Linked DNA regions of Mus musculus: region 1 is linked to region 2. A link is a loop called in an ENCODE intact Hi-C map of the cell type or tissue named here. Cell type or tissue: heart. All regions are shown on one strand. Links, peaks and the distances in the headings refer to the core of each region. The heading gives the core; the rest is flanking DNA.

The links. Hi-C counts contacts between places; a loop is a spot of excess contacts. Peaks named below come from ENCODE experiments on the same cell type or tissue, not always from the same donor. Only the 100,000 strongest peaks of a DNase experiment are listed, where the experiment ranks them.
Region 1: it touches region 2 in a loop (4-fold over the local background); 17 of 42 quality-filtered maps call a loop at or near these places.

What each region holds. Positions count from the first base shown.
Region 1 is chr2:147,172,871-147,183,063 of GRCm38, forward strand. It overlaps a transcript of Nkx2-2 not described here. Among named protein-coding and RNA genes, the nearest start is that of Nkx2-2os, 6.1 kb to the right of the region's middle. In heart, for the core only: CTCF peaks have their summits at 5,022 (motif pointing left), 5,435 and 6,090 (motif pointing left); DNase peaks (open chromatin) are centred at 5,021, 5,451 and 5,881; H3K4me3 peaks cover 1,249 bases; H3K27me3 peaks cover 6,579 bases.
Region 2 is chr2:146,607,639-146,617,831 of GRCm38, forward strand. No RefSeq gene overlaps it. Among named protein-coding and RNA genes, the nearest start is that of Gm52577, 37 kb to the left of the region's middle. In heart, for the core only: CTCF peaks have their summits at 4,734 (motif pointing right), 5,479 (motif pointing left) and 5,678; no DNase peak of the experiment used is centred there; H3K4me3 peaks cover 511 bases.

The DNA of each region.
Region 1 (10,193 bases), core at 1,540-9,539, 570 kb after region 2:
CTGCAAGATGGATTTTTATCATGTCTGCTCGTTTGATTAATTAACCCAGCAGTGGTAATTGTTTCAACACCCACCCCCAGCTCCCCTCCCCCGCACAGGCTGCCTCTCCAGCCCGAGGGACCAACTCTCCATTAGAGCTTTTCATTGTATCAGTGGGGCTAGGAAGGGCGCTTGACGATGGTGTTCATAATTGCTTTGTCTAATTGCATGAGATCAGGGTGGGAAACTTTAAAAGCATGTCTGCATCGAGTGGTGTTTCAATTTGCCTTGTTAAATTATTTTCTCCTGTTGCTGATATCATGTCTGATTTTATGAAATGCCATTGTGCCCACAGAAAGGAATGAATGGTGAGAAGGGAAGGGTTAATCTAAGAGCAAATGCAGCAACCCATCTCTTGCCCCTCATCCCGGCCTGTGTGTCCATTAAACTAATGCACTACCTCAGGCAAACACTGTTCTACTGTCTCACCATGCTGCACGCAGCCCACATAGACTTCTGATACTATAGCTTCTCGAATGTAGGAGGCCTTCCAAAATCATGCCTTCTAAGGACAACCTAGGACATATCCAGTGGGGTGTCTTTCCCTCCTGAGTTGGCAAAAGGAGAAGGAAGCAGAAGAGAGTCTGGTCTGGGCCTATTTCTCTGGCTTTCTCTTTTGCCTCCTGTTCTAACTTCTGTCTAAATGTTATACCTACCCACACCTCACCCAATTCCTGGCCACAAAGGGTAGGTCTATCCTTCTGTTTGTTGAGTCAGGGTCTCACTCCCCAGCTTAGTGTTTGTGGTGGTTTGAATGTGCATTGGCTCATGGGAAGAGTGCCTTGTTGGAGGAAGTGTTTCACTGCAGGGGTGGGCTTTGAGGTCTCCTCATGTGCTCAGGCTCTGCCCAATGTGGGGAAGAGCCTCCTTCTGGCTGCCTGAGGAAGACAGAGGTTCCTCCTGGCTGCCTGTGGGATGTAGAACTCTTGGCTCCTGCTCCAGCACCAAGTCTCCCTGCATGCTGCCATGCTTTCTGCCATGATGATAATGGACTGAACCTCTGACACTGTAAGCCAGCCCCAATTAAATGTCTTCCTTTATAAGAGTTGCCTTGGCCATGATGTCTCTTCACAGCAATGAAACCCTAAGTAAGACAGTCTTGAACTTACAATAAATCCTCCTGCCTTGGCCTCCTGAGTGCTGGGATAAGAGGTACATGCCACCACATCCCAGAGCCTTTTGGGTTTTGTTTGTGAACCAGAGGGGCACTAGTTCAGAGTGTGAGTAACTAACTTGTTCAAAGTTGCACATGGACAGTGGCCATCTTCTGTTGTAAGAACAGGCTTCTTATACTTGTGCTCTCTATTCATGACAGTGAATGACTGTTGAGGGTGGCCAGGGTAACTCATGCAGTGACTCTGGCAGATGTCACTGTGTCATTGAGAGGAAGGCAGAGCCACCCAGCTCTCAGACTCCCCTCTCTCCAGGGGGCAGGTGTGTTCCCTGATGAGACACCTGGAGTTGCATCTAGGCCTTTGACCCAAAGGCTGGCTCTACACAGCACCTTGCAGGATCAAGATCAAGGCAGGATTTTAGAGTTGTGAAAGTGGAATCTGTCCTGTAGGAAACTCCAAGTGATTAATTTATGCCCCCCCTCAAGTTTGAGAAACTGTGATCTGGGGCTTGAAGAGGCGAGAATCTATCCAAACTCACCTATGTGTAAACTAGCTGAGGGGGATGTCCCAGATGGGGGTGATAGCACAACCTCCCCTCCAGCCAGCAGGGACACACCTGTGCCCCCAGGCTTTCCCAGTGGGATTTTAATCTGCTTCCATGGGCATGGTTCCATTCTTTCCTGTTTCAAAACCATGGGAGTTTGAGAACACTTGACTCTGGCGTACACAGATACCTGGTGACAGACGTAGGGACTCACGGAAGCCTCTTCCTCCATCTCATGACTTCTGCAGTTGGCTCACGGCAGCTTCTTCATGAAATCCCCAAAGGCACAGTGTTAGGAACCAACACTGTGATTCTATGGGAATACTTCGGTTTACACGGACTTTGGGCAGGGTAGCTGAATGACTAAAAGCGATGCTAACTTGATATCTCCGGAGTCCATTGGTGTGGAGAAACACTGAACTGAGAAGGAAGAACAATACATCAGAGAACTTGGGAAACGGCTGTTCCAAGTCAGGGGAGGAAACAGGGGGGATACAGGTAGGAAAGACGAAGGCACCTGTTCCCAAGGCACGGAATCAAGCTACCCAGGTGGAATGTGATTCTAGATCCTGGGATGTTTGACAGGCTTCTGTGTGCACCCATCTGCTCCTGAAGTCCATGGATGCTTCCCAGCACTGGGGAAAACAAAGGTGTGGGAAGTTCCTACAGTAGGATGGAAGGCAATGGCTGGACATCGTTTCAAGCTGGACCTTACTTTGCCATTCTTCCACAATCTCACAGGCAAAGTCACCAGACTCACAGACCAATCACATAGACCGACTGGTGCCAAACTGCTCAGAAACGCTCTTCACAGTGTGGAGGGCAGAGATTCCGTTCTTAGCAAAGAGCCCAAAACAAGGTCTCTGCAGGTAACTGACCATGCAAAGCAGAAGCCTCAGTGCGTTGCAGAGCACGTCCTCCGGGGCAGCTGAAGCGGTCCACCTCCATCTTGGCAAGCCTCAAGGTTTCCGGCAAAAGCCCCCTCAATAGGCTTCCTCCGCGTGATATTTTGGAGCTGTGCGTTTGAGCCTAAGTGCTTGAATGAGCCCCCAAATCTGTAGGCTTTCCTGGTGCTGTGGGGGTTCTGGAGAGAAGAGCTAACTTGTTTGTTCTGGATGCCCAGAAGCAGCAGGAGAGCCCGGCAGCAGTATGAGCATGTGTGGGGTACGAAGGAGAGAGGACCGGTGACATGGAGGAGGCCAGAGGAAAATGGAGGAGGAGAGAGGACACGGAGGAGGCAAATAGACGGGGCGGAGGTGAGAGAAGATGGAGGAAGTGCCAAAGATTATGTAGAAAAAAAAGATACAGGGCCAGGGGCAGGTATGGAGGAAGAGAGGATATGAAGGCAATCAGAAGAGACAAACAACGGTGCTCCTCGGCTCTCAGACCATGTTTCCCTCACCAGGCCACCCCCTCTCCCTTTCCAACAAACAGTGCTCAGGTAAAGAAAAACAAAAACGTCTGAAGTACAAGTCGCCCACGGCCCAGTAAATAATCCACACCCACGAATGTGAAGTCCCCCTAATTAAACTTGGTGGTTATTTGATTCCTCTCCTTCTCCTTCTCCTTCTCCTTCTCCTTCTCCTTCTCCTTCTCCTTCTCCTTCTCCTTCTCCTTCTCCTTCTCCTTCTCCTTCTCCTTCTCCTTCTCCTTCTCCTTCTCCTTCTCCTTCTCCTTCTCCTTCTCCTTCTCCTTCTCCTTCTCCTTCTCCTCCTTCTCCTTCTCCTTCTCCTTCTCCTTCTCCTTCTCCTCCTCCTCCTCCTCCTCCTCCTCCTCCTCCTCCTCCTCCTCCTCCTCCTCCTCCTCCTTCCTATGCAAGCAAATGGGAGATGTGCTGAGGAGGTTTCTGAAGGCAGTTGGGGGGGGGGGGGGAGAGGGAATCCAGGTGTGTGCAAATATGACCAAAACATATCAGATAGGTTAGACAATTGTTAAAGAATAAGTACAAAACTATTTTAAAACAACAACAACAACAACAACAACAAAAACACAAGAAAGTCTAAGGTGGATAAAGCAGATACATGGGCAGGGCTGATCTGCAGGACCTCCTGTGTACAGTTGATGAGAGAGGGGCAGGGCTGATCTGCAGGACCTCCTGTGTACAGTTGATGAGAGAGGGGCAGGGCTGATCTGCAGGACCTCCTGTGTACAGTTGATGAGGGAGCACGGGCAGCATGAAGACCAGGGGCTTTGGAGAAGAGAACGATTGCTCACTCTGCGGAGGCTGCAAGTCTGAGCACAAAGTCCCAGGAGGGTCAGTATCTCCCGAGGCCCTTCCTAAGCTTGCAGATAGTGTCGCCCCCTCCCCCCCGGGCCATGGGACCAGTCTTAACCAACTTACCTCATTAAAGTTTCTCTTTCCAGGGGCTGGAGATAGGGCATTAAGAAGCACTTGTTTCTCTTGCAGAGTACCCAGATTTGGTTCCCAGCATCCACATGGTGGATCACAAGCATCCTCAACTCCAGGTCCAGGGATATTTGAAGAACTCTTCTGATCTCTGTGGGCACCAGGCATGCACATGGTGTACAAACATACATACAGGTAAAATACTAAGAACTTGGAGGACTCTGGGACCTGTGTGTGGCTGCTAACAGGAACCTGGTAGGTGATTCCAAGCTAATTCTGCAGAGCAGGAGGGAACCTTTCTCCCCAGTCCCTCCCTGTCTTCACCAGAAATGGCATGGAATGCCTTCGAGGTGGGCCCTCTGCTCTTGGGGCTTTTTTCTGGGTTCGTGTGTGTTGGGAGTGTAACCTGTGAAACCCAGTCTCACATGTAAAGTGAATTGATTGCTCACACCAGACGAGGTGATGTAGGAGAGGAACCTGGGAGGTGCCTTCAAAAGTGGTAGATGGTGGTGACATCAGAGACCTGCCACTGTTTCTTAGCACTTTATGAAGAAAGGCTCTAAATTACCCCAGATAAAGAAAAACAGAAAGAAAGAGATCCCTCCTATGTCTTCCAATTGACTAACAAGTGTCAGGTTATTTTTTATTAGAATAAATTACATTTTCCTGGCACAGGAAACATTTTGAAGAGGTGGAAATATATGCTTCAATTGTGGTGGTGACAGTAACAGAGACAGTTGACATCCACAAGGCAGACGAAAGAAAAAGGTTGAATGCCATCAACCTTTTCATCACACTCCAAGGGACAAGCACCAAGCCAAAGAATTGTAATTCTTTCTTTGGCATTGTGGTCCTACTGTAAATGGACTTTACCCAGACATCCCTCAAATCCACAGATGACCAGATTGTGCTCCCAGGCCTGAGTCAGTCGCCCGACCTGAAATTGTTTTCTTATCCAATCGCTCCACCTTGCGGACACTATGGGCACCGCAGCTTCGATCCTGGCATCCATCCGTCGGTTTTGAAATGCTGGTTTAAGAAAGTAAAAAGATCAGTGTCTGGAGCGCCAAGGTGGACTGATTTCATGCTTGTTTGTTTTGTTTGGGTGTTTGAGGGGAGTTCAGGGGGGTTTAATGATTGAGGAGATGCTGAGGAAGATAATCTTCTGGGCTCCCAGTCTACTGCGATGCCCTCCAACTTCTTGGAAAGGCTGTGGGCAGAGATGGAAGGCATCCCGACTCGTGTATCTCTTTCATTTTGGATGCCCCACCCCACACCGCTGCCTCTGTGTAGTTTAGGAATTGGCACCGAGTTGGCATACTTTTATAGGATGGGGTGTTTCAGCCTCCCATTAACCGCCCCCAAGCGTCCACGCGGCGTGTCCCCCTGGTGGTAAAATCCCGCTACTGTATAGCATGCAGTGTCAAGGCAAAGGCTCTGACCAAGAAGCCTTTCTGGATTGTAAGCTGCACCACAACCTAACTGGATTTGAGGGTTGAATAGGATCACTTGGAGGCCATATTACATGCTGGCCAAAAGATGGTTTCTTCGTTCTAGTACCTCCCGCGAAAAGCGGGGAAGGTTGGACCGAAGTCAGAATTTCTCTAAACTCTCCATTACACTCATACTGAGCCACCTTCCCCTGCCGTCATCTAAAATGGTCCGAGACAGTTCGGGATCATGGGAATGGCGCCTGAGTGCTATAAATGGGAATTCCTAAGGGTCAGCACACTCCTGGCTCACGGAACCACTTTGCTGAGTCTGTGGGGGTAGGGACTTGCAAAGAGCAGCGCGGAAATGGAGGGACGGGAGGATTACAACCTAGGAAAAGCAGGATGCTCAATGGTGATGTCCCCTGAGGATGCCGGGTCACCCGGACACACTGTAAATAGAACAGCTGTTCCCATGGTCAGACACTAACTCTAGTTTTGAGCCTGATTGCCCGTGGTAGCAGGCAGACTGTGGGAGTAGCACTGCAATCCGGGTGTGTTTGTTTCAGGGACAGAGAGACTCGGTGGGTCGCTTAAAGAGAAAAGCGCTTGGGCGCCTCCTAGCGGCCACACACGAAAAATCCTAGTTTTCCTCACCCCACGTGGTTCTCGGAGCATTGGAAACGTTCGCTTGCAAGCCCTCCTTTCCGCACTTGCTCTGATGGCGGCGCTGAGACCTATTCACCTCTTTTAATAACGATGCCCTGGGAGGGAAAATATAGAGGCTTTTAAAATCCAGACTCCGTGTGTGTGTGTGTGTGTGTGTGTGTGTGTGTGTGTGTGTGTGTGTGTGTGTGTGTGTTGGGGTGTTGGTAAAAGCAATAAAACTCAGATCGCTTCCTTAGCGAGATAGCAGCAGCTATAATGCTCCAAGGGGATCAGGGTTTATTTGCAGATCCTGGATAAAAGATGATATATCGACGAGATTTAGAGTGTCACTGTGCCTGGCCTCTCGGGAAGTCACAAGTACATATTTCCTGAAATACCACCCAACACAATATCTAATCCAATGCCACTTAAGACAGGGAAGGGAATGCCAGCATCCCACAAGTTTGCACCCAGCTTCTAAGTTCGAAGTGGAGAGAAACCATCCCTCCCTGGAGAGGTCTAGGGCACCTTAACGTTTCTTGCCTGGCCCTTGTCTTCAGTCCAAGTGATCACTAAACGATGAGCCCTAATAAATACGTTTGAGAAATGTCCTTACTCTTGGCAAATATTGGATTAGCTTTTCAATGACCAGGCTCTTGAAAAGGCTGGAGAAATCCATGCCAGGTCTCAACTAAGCCCAACAGTCAATAGGTAAGGAAAATAAGTTATTTCCCTTGTGGGAACGGGGAGTACTGAGAAGGGAGTGTTCACTCTATGGAGTTATCTACATGATGGCATTTCAAAGCACTAAAGGGGACAGAATTTGAGGTAACCTGACATTTTCATCAATGTAGTGGTGCTTCTACTTTCTCTAGAGATACACATCCAATTTCTATTTTATTTTCACAACGCAGTTTATACACTTTTTTTGGTTAGAAAATATGTTGCTTATATGGGTGGTGTTTGTAGAGGTTGTACTCAGATCCAACTCAGACTGCTTAGGGAAGGCCGCACAGGGTGTGTTCTTTCTAAGTATTGCTCTCTGCAGGAGACACTGAGAACTAAGGAAGGAACCTCTTCAGGTGAAGGGTGAAGGCTGTGGGATAAGGTTCTGAACTGTTCTCGCCCCCCCCCACTAATGTCAGATGGCTACACCTCTGTAGTTCAAGTAAGGATGGACAACCCCCCCCCCCCCAGCTAGCTTTGGTAATCAAATGATTCTGCCTGGTGAAAGATGCCTTGGCTGCAGCTTAGCTGGGCTGAGCAGCCCCCTGGTTTCTTATCCTCTTGGGCCTTTCCAGAAGTATGTGGAGGTCCCTGTGACCATCAGTCTATTGGTGCATGAACATATATGGTTTGCATATACCCAGAGAAGTCCAGAAGCCCTAGAAAAGCCAGAGTACCAGCTAGTTCCTGAGCACCCCAGGCCTGGCTTCAGCATGGGGCACCCAACCAGAGCCTAGCTGTCATTTCAGATAGAGTGAGCACCAGGGTCCCAAACCAAACGGTGGTGTGTGTGTGTGTGTGTGTGTGTGTGTAGGGAGGGAGGGAGGGAGAGAGGGAGGGAGGGAGGGAGGGAGGGAGAGAGAGAGAGAGAGAGAGAGAGAGAGAGAGAGAGAGAGAGAGAGAGAGAGAGAGACTGACTCTGTGTCACGGGGCCTAGGCGGGGCAAGCGCCCTCTGAAGCCATCAAAGACAGGGTGGCTTTTTTCCCCCTCCTCCATCCTCCTCCCCAATAGATATAGCACGAATTTTTAATGCGTCTTCCTTTCACAGACAACAATACAGGGTTTGAAAGCCGGACACAATTTGGGTTTTGTGCGGGTCCCTCCTCGCGCTCCCTCGGCCCAGCTGGCCATATGGAATCCAGCATGGAGTCCGCGGATCACAAAGGGACCCAGTGACAGGCTCAACAAAACCCCAAGGAGACTTCTGCCTGACTCCGGGATTCACTGCCCGTGATAAGCGCGCTGAATGGTGCGGGTGGGGGGCTGGGGGGAGCTTCTCTCTCTTCCCCTCTCTGTCCCCTGCGATCCTTTCTCTGTCCCTTTTTAATATGCACGCCTCTAACATCTCCAGCTCCCAGCTTTCCCATTGTGCGGTTTTGTGCGGCCCTCTGTAGATTGGGCGAAGATAGACTGCCGAAGCGGACCCTGAGCGGGGTGCGCTCCCAGGGCGCTAGGGTTAGGGCCACACAGGGCTCCACGGGCGCTTTTATTGACTCCTTGGGGACCCGAGGACAGAGAAGGGCAGGCGCACGGCCCACCTCCGGGGACTCCTGAGAGGACATACTGAGAGTGCAGGCCTGTGGGCCTCAACTTGCCAGGTCCTGGAAACCTGCAAGTGTTTGGGCCTTAACACTCCCGTGAGGGTCTGAGAGCTCTTGTGAGTGTTTGTGGCAGAAAGCCTGGACCCTGAACACCCAACACTCACCCTTCCTGCGCTGCCCAACGGACCTCTGGACAACCACAGAGGCCCGGGGCTTAGGAGAAGTTGCACTTAGGATAGTGAGCAATTGGTTCCAGGGCAGGTTGGACATCTGCCTTTTGTATTGCACAGCAAACATAGGCAGTGAATTCTCCAGCTTTTACAAACAGCAAAACAAAACCCCACAGTTTCCAAGCTTGTGCGTAGAACAAAGGGAGACTTTTCAGTATTTAGGGAAAACTGTCCCCTTCCCAGGGCTGATGGGAAAGGACCTGTAGGGGGTGTATTAGAAAGACTCCCATTGCCCTCAGTGATGGGGTGTGTGTGCACAAGGCAGAATATAGTGTAATCACGGCCTTGCGTGTGTTGTCCCAATTTAGTCACAAGGATAATCATGTTTGCTTTAGATATTGAATTAAATCTGATCACCAACTGGATGGGAGAAAGAGAGAGGGGATCATCTAGAGTGACTCCCTTTGCCCAGCCGGCTGCCTCCTTACCTTCTAGCCTCACCTCAACGCTGGAGCTCTGGAGGACCACAGACACTAGATCCAAATAGACTGACTTTCAACCTCCTGGCATCTTAGAGTTTGCTGGGCTCTGACTCATGAAGTCACGGTGAGACAGAACAGAAAGGCGTGTGCCCGCTGAGATGCAGGACCATGTGTGCTCCAGGCTCAAGCGACAAAAGCTCAGTTCGCAGTGGAGGAAGGAAAGATTGCCACCTCAGTGGACGGTGTGCACATGCCTGTCCTCCTACCCGAGCCCTGGTGGCAGGAGTTCCACTCAACCCCAAGCTTGTACTTTCTAACCGTCCACCCAGAGCCATGACCAAGAAACCAAGAACTATCCAGCTCCATCGGATCGGGTTCCAGGCCAGAGGGATGGACAAGATGGGGCATCAGTAATGAGAAGACTGCATTGCCTAGGATCCCCAGTCGCTCTACTTCCCTGGCTCCTGGGACTAAAGAGGAATGACCAGTTTGGAGGAAGGCGCCAGATCTGGTTTGGTCACCCAGGGCTCAGCCAGTTTCTAGAGACAGGCAAAGCCTCAGAAACCTTAATGTTAGCTCTCCCGCCCTTCATCCCAGCGCTCAGGACTCGAAGAGGTCAACTAGGCCTCAACTTGGTACGCAGATATTGAGAAAGTGGTGCAAAGAGAAAGCCATCAGACTCAATCTCAGACCCCCCCCCCCCGTCCCCTTAGCCAGAGGTAAATTAAACTTAACAAAGTGATAGCCATCAAGTGTAGTGGTTTCAACAGCTTTTCAGGCTGAAGGAGCCACTCAGAGATTTGGGCGAGTGAGGGGGGCTTGCTTTCCTTGTTTGGCGCTACCCAAAGTCACTTTCCCTCCCCCTGTTGGGGATTCAGAGAGTGCACAGAAGCCGGAGAGCGCCAGGCCAACAAGGACTTTGGACCACTGGCTAGCAGGCTGAAGGCCAAGCTGCTCTGGTCCTGCGCGGAATCGTTTGGGTCAGCCCGCCTGAGGCCTATCCCGTGCACTCCTCCACTGTCTGGATAACCCCGCGGCCACTGCGCTGCGAGAGGAAACGCCAGAACTAGCCCAGAATACAGCCCTAGGCTCCAGATTTGAGGTTGACGCCCCTTCCAACTCGGCCCGGGAGGGAAAGTAACAAACTCAA
Region 2 (10,193 bases), core at 1,502-9,501:
ACTTCCTTCCTCTCCTGCATCTACTAGCTTGCCTGCAGGGACCCAGAAGTTCTACCTATTCCTTCTGACCAGCAATTAGCCCCAGGCATCTTCACTGATAGATCAAGAACCAATTGGGGAACAGGAGCATCAGAACCACCCCTACAGAAACTAAACTAGTTATAACCAGTGAAATTCAATCCTGTGCTCCACTTAATCATATGTAAGTCCCTTTTCACCTAACAACTCAAAAAGAGATAAGCCCATAACAGTAAAGAGACCTAGGATCCCTGGGGAGTACATAAAAGAGGCTGGTGCATATATAGACAATGGGAAGTATAGGAATTACGTTGACTGGTAGAACAGGAGGAAACTATACAATTAGCTAGGAGTGGGCTGTAAAAAGTACGAGTGAAGGAATGGTGTGTAAGAATTGCCCTGGGACCCATATTGTGCATACGAATCCCAGTCAGAATCCCAGTCAGGTCCTAGGGGGTATAAAGAAGCGTCCCTCACAGAGAAGGATTTTGGCATTATAGAGAGTATATGCTTGTTGTCCAATATCCACTCGTGTGTAGCATTTGACATTCTTGAAATTCAATTTAAAATACTATGAAAAAGGTTTATCTGTAATGTACAACACTAGACTTACTCAAGTGGTCATCTTAGGAAGGACAAATATGTCTAGTGACCACACTCCCAAGTTCATCTTCAGGGTCTTGACATGAGGTTAAGAGGTGTGCACAGCTCAGCAGTCCTTGACATGGTCTGGTCCCACCATCATTGTCCATATAAATTAAAGCATTAAGGAAACCCGAGAGAGAGAGAGAGAGGGAGAGAGAGAGAGAGAAGAGAGAGAGAGAGAGGGAGAGAGAGAGAGAGAACCAAAATATGCCAGTGTTGCATTAAGAAACAACAAGATCAATAGACTTCCTTTTGGATTAATTTGACTATAAGTGAACCAAAGTTTGATTTCTCAACTTTTTTTCCCTGTGTCTTCTGTTTCTCTATAGTTTGTGGTCCGTGGTTTATTTACTGTGTATGTGTGTGAGCTGTCCCTATTGCCTATCTATTGTACCTGAGTTTTGTGCCTGCCTATTGAAGGTGTGTGTGATCTGTGTCTTCCTTTGTTGCTAAAGTCCACTAGTTGGTTACAACATTTATTTGGTTCAAGTTTGATTTCAACCTGTTCAAGGCTTTCAGCATTTGATTACAATACAGATCACATATACATATATTATTCTGGACTAGGGGCATAGAAAAGCAATTAAGTTAACATTGACGAAACTATGCATTAGCTTAGTTTGCAGCATTGATTACATAGGAAATCTAATGCATAGTATAGTTAGTTACATGCTTTCTTAATAGGTTATACTTAACAAGGTGAATACACAGTAGAACAGCAGGTTAAATGCATAGACATATTAACTGGCAAAAGTTCAGTATCTTTGAAGATGAGGGATATTTTCAGAAAAAAATTAGCATTTTTGGTCAGAATGGTCACCAAGTTGGTCATTGAGGTGATCTGTTATAGTGTTCACTGTGATAGCCATAGTCACCGTGTGAGGAAGTATTCATTGTAATGGTTAGCAATAAAGGTGACTATGGTGGTCAGCTTGGGTCACTGTGATGGTCAGCTAGAGTGTGATCATTATGTGGGATATTAAAGTGGTCAGTTGTAGTGTTCACTGTGGTGATCAGCAATTGTGGTCTCTATGGTGGTAACTGTGATGGTCACTGAGATGACCAGTGTGAGTCACTGTGATGGTCACTTGTAGTTTTCACCATAATGGTCAACTATAGAGGTGGCTATGATGATCAGTGAGATGGTCAGTTTTGTTATCATTGTGATGGTCAGTCAAAGTGGTCACGTAGGTGGTCATTTGTAATGTAGTATCCACCGTGATGATCACCCAAGTGGTCACTGTCACATACACTCTGATGGACAATCCTAGTGGACACTGTTGCAGTCTCCTTGGTGGTCAGTTGTAGTGTCTACTATGATGGTCAGTCATACTTATCACCTTTTTGGTCACTTTTGTGGCCAGCTGCAGTGTCCATTTAGATGGTCTGCTATGGCAGTCACTTTTGTGGTCACTCTGGTAGTCAGTGATAGTGTCAACTATGATGGCCAGTCATAGTGGTCACTGTCATGGTCACTCTGGTGGTCAGTTGTAGTTTCCACTGTGATGGTCAACTTTAGTAGCCATTTTGGTGGTCAGTTATAATGCCCACCATGAAGGTCAGACATAGTGGTCACTTTTGTGGTCACTTCTAGCATCCACTGTGATGGTCAGCTATTCTGGTCACTGCCATGGTCATTTTGGTAGTCAGCAAAGTTGAAAGGAGTTGGAGATATGAAGAACATTTTGCCATCAGATGTGGAGATTCAGAGGTTGGAGTTTGCCCAACTGGTTTTTAGTCTTGCTTTGGTCCAGTATTTCCTCCCTTCCTTGCAGTTTGGAATAATGATGTATATCCTGTGCCATTGTATGTTGGAAGTATGTGATCTCTTTTTCTTTTTTGATTTTGATATTATAGGGGATTGCAGTTAAGAGATTGCATGAATCTCAGAAGAGACTTTGAACTTTTAAACATTGTTGAGACTGCGACAGACTTTGGGGACTTTTGAAGTTTGACTAAATGCATTTTGCATTATGTTGTGGCTATAAGCCTATGGGAGCCAGGAAGTGGAATGTGATAGTTTGTATACGTATGACCCCCATAGACTTATGTGTTTGAATGCTTAGTCATAGGGAGTGGCACTATTAGAAGCTGTGGCCTTGTTGGAGGAAGTGTGTCACTGTTTGGAGGAAGTGTGTCACTGTGGGGTGGGCTTTGAAGTCTCCTATGCCTCCTGGCTGCCTGTAGAAGACAGTCCCCTTCTACTGCCTGTGGATCAAGATTAGAATTCTCTCTTCCTGCACTCTACTACACTTCGTGTCACAATGACAATGGACCGAACCTCTGAAACTGTAAGCCAGCCCCAATGAAATGTTTGCCTTTATAAGAGTCACCTTAGTCAGGTTGTCCCTTCACAGCAATGAAACCCTAACTAAGACAATCATTATGGTGGTCCTCAATGTGGTCAGCTGTAATGGCCATCAGGGAGGTCAGTTGAGGTGTTCACTGTGATGGTTAATCATAGTGGTCCCTGTGTGGTGGCCATCTATGTGGTCAGCAGTAGTGATTACTATGGTGGTTGACCGTAGCGTCTACTGTGATGATCAGATCTTGTGGTCACTGTAGTATTCATCAGTGTGGCCAGATATAGTGGATATTGTGGTGCTCAATTGTAGTGTCCTCTGTGATAGTCAGTTACCATTGTCACCATGGTGGGAAGCACAGCGGCATGCAGGTAGACATGGTGCTAGAGAGGCAGCTGAGAGTTTTATGTCTGGATCAGCAGTCAGCAGAACAAGAGAATGGCACTGGGCCTGCCTTGAGCATCTGACACCTCAAACCCCACCCCCAGTGACATACTTCTTCCAACAAGACCACACCCACTCCAAGACCACACCTCCTCAAACTGCCACTCCCCATGAGCCTACAGGGACATTTTTATTCAAACTGCCACACTTTCCATGTGCCTGAAGCCCCATGCATTTGAGAACAGCCCCCTGTGACTATGTTTTGTGACCGCACTGAATGGGGCTGAGTACATTTGCTGCCAATTCTCATCCTGCACTATTTCTCGTCACGGTGACAAAAGGCCCAACCACAACAACTTAGTAGAGGGAAGATTTCTTTTGGTTCATGTTTTAGAGATTTCAGTTCATGACGGTAGGATAGGTGTGGGTAGCATGAGTAGCATGAACTAGAGCTTCTTCTCATCACTGTGGACCTGGAAGCAAAGATGGAGGCCACCACCAGGGAAGGTCATAATCTTCACAGACCTAGAAGTGACCTCAGTCTGCCAGCACCTCCTAAAGATTTGGTGACCTTCAGATGAGTGTCGCAAGCACGCAAATATGGGCCTGTGGGGGGAGATGCTTTGGATTTTAAAATAACATCCATAGAACAAGTTCTGCCTTTCTATCCTTTGTCAGTTGGTACTACTAGGTCGTCCCTTAGTCTGAGGGGAAGGAGGGATGCTGGTGCAATGGTCATGGGTGACCAGAGACTGGGTACCATATCACAATCACCAAATTGTCCTTCTTATGTAGTTTCTTCTATAGGACAATGTGACTTGGCCCTTCTTCTGGAAGTTAGCAGGAAAGTAGGGATGGCACCAGGGTGGGGGGAGGTACATTCAGAATCACCCCTACATGGGCAAGGGACATGTATCAGTCAGGGCTACTGTTGCTGTGACAAAGCATCTCAACCAAGAAGAACGTGGGGAGGAAAGGGTTTATCAGGGCAGGAACCTCCAAGCAGGAGCTGATGCAGAGGCCATGGAGAAGTGCTGCTTACTGGCGTGCTCACTCTGCTTCCTACTAGCACCCAGGATCACCATCCTACGAGTGGCACTGCCTGCAGTGATCTGACCCCTCCCACATCGATCATCAGTCAACAAACATGCTCACAGACCAACCTAGTGGTGGTATTTTCTAAGTTGAGAGTCCTTCTCCCAAAATGACTCTAGCTTTTGTCAAGTTGACACAATCTACTAGCAAGGACAGAGACAGAACCCCCATCCTGTCCATTTATTAGATGAGCTACACCCCGGAGTGGCTACACCCTTGGGCAGGGGAGGTCCCTTGGGTGGGTCAGCTTGCTGAAAGCTGGCTGTCAGCTGCGAATAGTACCTCCCATAGCCACCAGGTGGCAGCATTCCCTTCAACAACCAAGACTGCAAGATTCCACAGGCCTCCAGAGAGAAACAAATCAGAATAAATCCATCAATTTAATTAGAAACAATTATTTAAAAAAAAAACTTCCTTTTTGCATATTTTCATTAAATCCGTTGGTCATTTGGACATATTTGAGGGGTTAATTAAAGGAATAAAATGTTGACTGAACAATTCTTAGTGATACTGTCTGGACGCATTCAAACAACATGCTTTATTCAGGCGACTCGAGTGACCTTGTAGTGTTTGGAAAACGTCTTATGTAACTATTTCTCCCAGTGAGTTCTCAATTTCCTCTCAAGGGGGTTTGGGGAGAGCAAGGAAAACAAACTGCATTGTAAAAAATGGAGGTTCACTCTGAGATATGCAGAGAAACCTGTGACCAGTGAAAGAAGATTTCCACAATGGGTCCCTAAAAAAATGCTGAGCTCCAAAGTAGTTCTTCAGTGTGACCATCATGACAACTTGTACTTTGGATTGGGATAGTGTTCCAGGGCCTGTTTCCTGCACCATCAGTGGTGGAGAAGGGCTGGGCTTTGCGCTCTGGGGTGGAAAATCACGAGCGGGGGCTGGGGGGTGGGGGGGCGGACAAAAGCAGCAGCAGCAGCAGCAGCAGCAGCCGCTGCTTCTTTGGGATCACCTAGCTGCTGTTTTATTGACTAATGCTTTCGGGCGCACATTTCGACCAGCTCCTCGCGCGCGCCCTCTGCTGGAGAAGATCTAGAATTGCTTAGGAAAGCTAGGAAATTCATTTGGGGGTCTCAGGGAACTCGGGATACTCTTAAAACTTGTAACTCTCTTAGAAAAAGCAGCTTCAGGCTGTCAGTCAGAGGAAGGAGGAGTCTGCCTTTAGTCTGGTCTCCCGAGTGGCATCGTCCTAGCCTGACACAAGAGGAGACAAATGGGCCCCATAGCAGGTGGAAAACCAGCCATTGAGAACTGAAGTACAGAGCCTGGTGCCTCCTGTATCTTCTATTCCTCAGTTCCCACACTGCTTTGGAGTTGATAAAGTGAAAGTCTTTGACTTTCTATCCAACCAACGTGTGGTAGCCACTAGGTAAATGTATCATCAATGGGCTTCAACCCAGCCCAAGCCACTCAATCTTGAACCAAAGGGGGCTAAGGATATTATATAAAACCAAGATTTCATTCAGTGTTTTGCAGATGGATTCCTAAGCTGCAAATATATGCTGTACCATAGACTCCTCACCCAGTGTTGTATACACAGGTCCTTTTCCCAGAGCAAACTTCTCCCTATGATAAACTTGGACTCTCTTACAGAGTTCAGTCCCCTTCCTTTGTTCCCTGTGAAACTGCAGGGCTCATTGTTTGATAATTCTGTGAATGGTCAAAGAAGGAATACAGAAATACAGTCCTGTGTGTTTGTGTGTGTGTATGTGTGTGTGTGCTTATTATAGTTTTTCTTTTGAGACAGTCTTGTTCTGTAGCTCAGGCTAGCCTGCAACTTGAGATCCTGCTGGCTCAGTCTCCCAACTTGGATTACAGTTGTGCTCCACAATATGCCTGATATCTTGTATCTTTTAAAAAAATACTTTAAGTCTACTGCAGAAGTGTGAACAGTCGTCAGTGTGTGGTGCCACGCCTCTCTAAACAGCATCTGGCACCAATCAAAAAGAAAATGTGTTCTCGTGCTCAGATTCACTACCCAGCCCTTACAGGGGTCACTCTTCCGCTCCTGACGGGAACATTCATACCTGCCAGAGAAGGAATTGTTGCTGAGTGGCTTTGCTCACTCCTCTTGGGTGCAGATTATTCACAGCATCTGGGGCGGTTCTGGATCTCCATAGCGACTGTAACATAGTGTCTCCACACTAGCACAAACCCTAGCAGGGGTCAGGGAATGATCTGTTGACAGGAGAGACCCTCTGGTGGGTGAGAAGGGAGGTAAGGTGAGAGGGACAGCAGCAATCCTTAGAGGGACTCCTCAGGCCAGAGTTCCTGGGGGTGCTGGCTGGGTTTTGTCAACTTCACACAAGGCAAGTCATCTGAGAAGACAGAACCTCAGAAGAGAAAATGCCTCCATCAGATTAGCCTGACCACAAAACCAAACCAAAAACTGACCACAAAAAGCAAAAATAAGAAATGTCCCCCCTAAGTGACCATAGCAGTAATCAGTATGGCTGATCAGCAACTTGGACACTGCAAGTGACCACAAAAGTGACCACAAAAATGACCACAGTGGCTGGCCGTCACAGTGGATCATACAACTGATCAGGACAGTGATCGTAAAGTGACCACTGTGGCTGATCATATAGAGGACCACAAAAATGATCTCTGTCATTGACCATCAGACTGGACAGTGCAGCTGACCACCTCAAAGACCACCTTGGTGATCACTGGGCTGGCCAAGTGGTGATATATTTTTTTCTGAAAATATCCCTCATCTTAAAAGATACTGAACTTTTGCCAGTTAATAAAAGACGATGTACTTAACCTACTTACCCTGTTTAAGTTTAACCACTTAAGACAGTGATGTCCCTAACCATGCTATGCCTTGAGTTTCCCATGTAATCAACTTTATAAGCTAATGCATAGCTTCAATTTTAACTTATTTGCTCTTCTATGCCTGCGACCCAGAATAGTGTGTGCATATGTGATGTGTATTGTAATCATTTGATGAAAGCCACCAACAGGTTGAAAGCAACCTTGAACCAAATAAATGTTGTAACCAATAAGTGGATAGAGAGGTTGATAACTTTGGTTTGTGATTGAGTGCTATTCTGTGTTTTGAGTGCTATTCTGGGTCAGTAGGGGCCAGTAATGTAACTTTTTCCTTTGTAAAAGTCTGTTAAAGAAATTCTGTAAAAAGCTATTCTTCATATCTTTTCCATACCATGCTTTTATTGCTATTCAATAGATATAGAATAAAACACTTTGTTAGCAACAAACACAGGAAAGAGAGTTCAGATGCACATACAACAGGCTGGCACAACACACAGGCACAATAGACAAGTCACAGACCACAAACTATAGACAGACAGAAGACACAGGGAGAGAAACAGAGAAATAAAATTTTGGTTCACTCTTTGTGTTAGGGTTTCTATTTCTGTGAAGAGACATCATAACTATGGCAACTCTTATAAAAGAAAGAATCTAATTGGGGCTGGCTTACAGCTCAGAGGTTTAGTTCATGGTTACCATGCTAGGTAGCATGGTGGCATTTGGGCACACATAGTACTGGGCAGCTAGTGAGATTTCTACATCCAGATTGGCAGACAGCAAAAAAGAGAATGTCACACTGGGCCTGACTTGAGCACTATGACCTCAAAGTCCACCTCCAATGACATACTTTCTCCAACAATGTCATATTTACTCTAACAAGGCCACACCTATTCTAACAAGGCCATATCTTCTAATTGTACCATTCACTATGAGCCTATGTAGGCCATTTTCTTCCAAACCAGCACACTCCATTGCATAGGCCCCATAAGCTTGTCTACATCATAATGCAGAAATGCACTCAGTCCAACTTCAAAGTCCCCATAGTCTAAACAGTCTCAACCCTGTTTAAAAATCCAAAGTTTCTTCTGAGACCCGTGCAGGTTCTTAACGGCAATTCTTCTGTAAATTCAACTGAAAAGGCAGATCACATACTTGTGGCATATAATGGCACAAAATGTACATTGCTGTTCTAAAAGGGAGTAAAGTGAGGAGATAGTGGACCAAAACAAGGATGAAAATCAGCTGGGCAAACCTCAAACTGTGCATCTCCATGTCTGATGTCAAATGCTCTTCAGGTCTCCAGCTCTTTTTCAGCTTTGTTGATTACAACACACTTCTTTCTCTTGGACTGGTTCCACTCCCCGTTAGCAGCTTTCCTCAGTAGAAATCCGATGACTCTGGCATCTCCAATGTCTTGGGGTCTCCAAGGTAATATAGACTTTGACCTCACAGCTTTATGCAATGGCCTCTCAGGGCCTCCATGCAGGGACACCCCTGCCACACATCTGGCCACAGTGACTTTCCTTAGTCTCAGATTCCATACCCCCTTCCTTGTATCCTGGACTCTAAAGCCAGAACCATGTGGCTAAAGCTACCAAGTTCTTCAACTTACAGAGGCTAGAACATGGCTCCCCTTGTTTAACTATATTTTCACCAGATTTCTGTTTTTGCTAGTTTCTTTTACTGCCTATGCTTGGCTGTACTGGAAGTCTTTCTGTAGACCAGGCCTGTCTCAAACCTAGAGATCCATCTGTTTCTGCCTCTAGAGTGTTGGGAGTTAAGGCAGGTGCCACTGTGACTGGCCCAAAGCTTTTCTAAAATTCCCTTTCACAAGCTGGAAGTTTAGCTGGCTGTTGCATCTCCCTTATTCCTATGCTTTTCTTTAACTTGTTCAAACTTCCTGATGCCCACTTTCTCCTCAAACTGTACATTTTGTATTTTTTCTTGCTCGGCTTGTTCCTTTTCACTATAGATCTGCGTAAAACTGGCCATCAATAGTCATGGGACACAGTCAATACTAGACTGTTTTGAAAAGTCCCCCGCCAAGTCCATTAATCCCAAACTCTTCAGTTTAGCCTCAGGTAGATTTTTCACACAAGGACAAAAAGTAGCCACATTCTTTATCCCAATTATCACAAGAATTGTCTCTAGGCCACATATTAATATTCTTCCCTTCTGAGACTTCTTGAGCTGGGCTCTCACAATTCAAATCACCCTCAGCACTGAAGTTTCATGCTCCTACTAGGATGGTCAGTTAAGCCAAGCTTAAAGTGTTCAACTGTTTTCCTTAAGATTGATTGATTGATTGATATGAGTATGCTGTCTCCAGCACACCAGAATCCATTACAGATAGTTGTGAGCCACCATGTGGTTGCTGGGAATTGAACTCAGGACAACTGAACAGCAGATATCGCTCTTAACAGCTAAGCCATCTCTGTAGCCCTTTCAACTGTTTCCCTAATCTAAGTTCACCTTCCACTGACAAGCAACATGGCCAGGCCTGAAACAATGCCCTACTCCTGGTACCAACTTCTGTCTTAGTTAGTATCTATTGCTGAGAAGAGACACCATGACCATGGCAACTCCTATAAAGAAAAGCATGTAGTTGGGGCTGGCTTACAGTTTCAGAGGTTTAGTCCATGATCACCACGGCAGGAAGCATGTATGCAGACATGGCGCTAGCAAGGTACCTGAGAGTTCTACATTTGGATCCACAGGCAGCAGGAAGAGAGACACTGGGCTTAGCTTGAGCGGTTCAAACCCCAAAGTCTACCCAGAGTGATTCAATTCCTCCAACAGGTCCATGCCTCCTAATATCACTTCCTAAGCATTCAAATAAATGAGCTTAAGCGGATTATTCTTATTCACACCACCACAGGGAGCAAGCCGGTAAGCAATGTTCCTCTGCTGCTTTCTGCTGTAGTTCTTGACTCCAGGCTGCTGTACTGAGCCCTTGCCCTG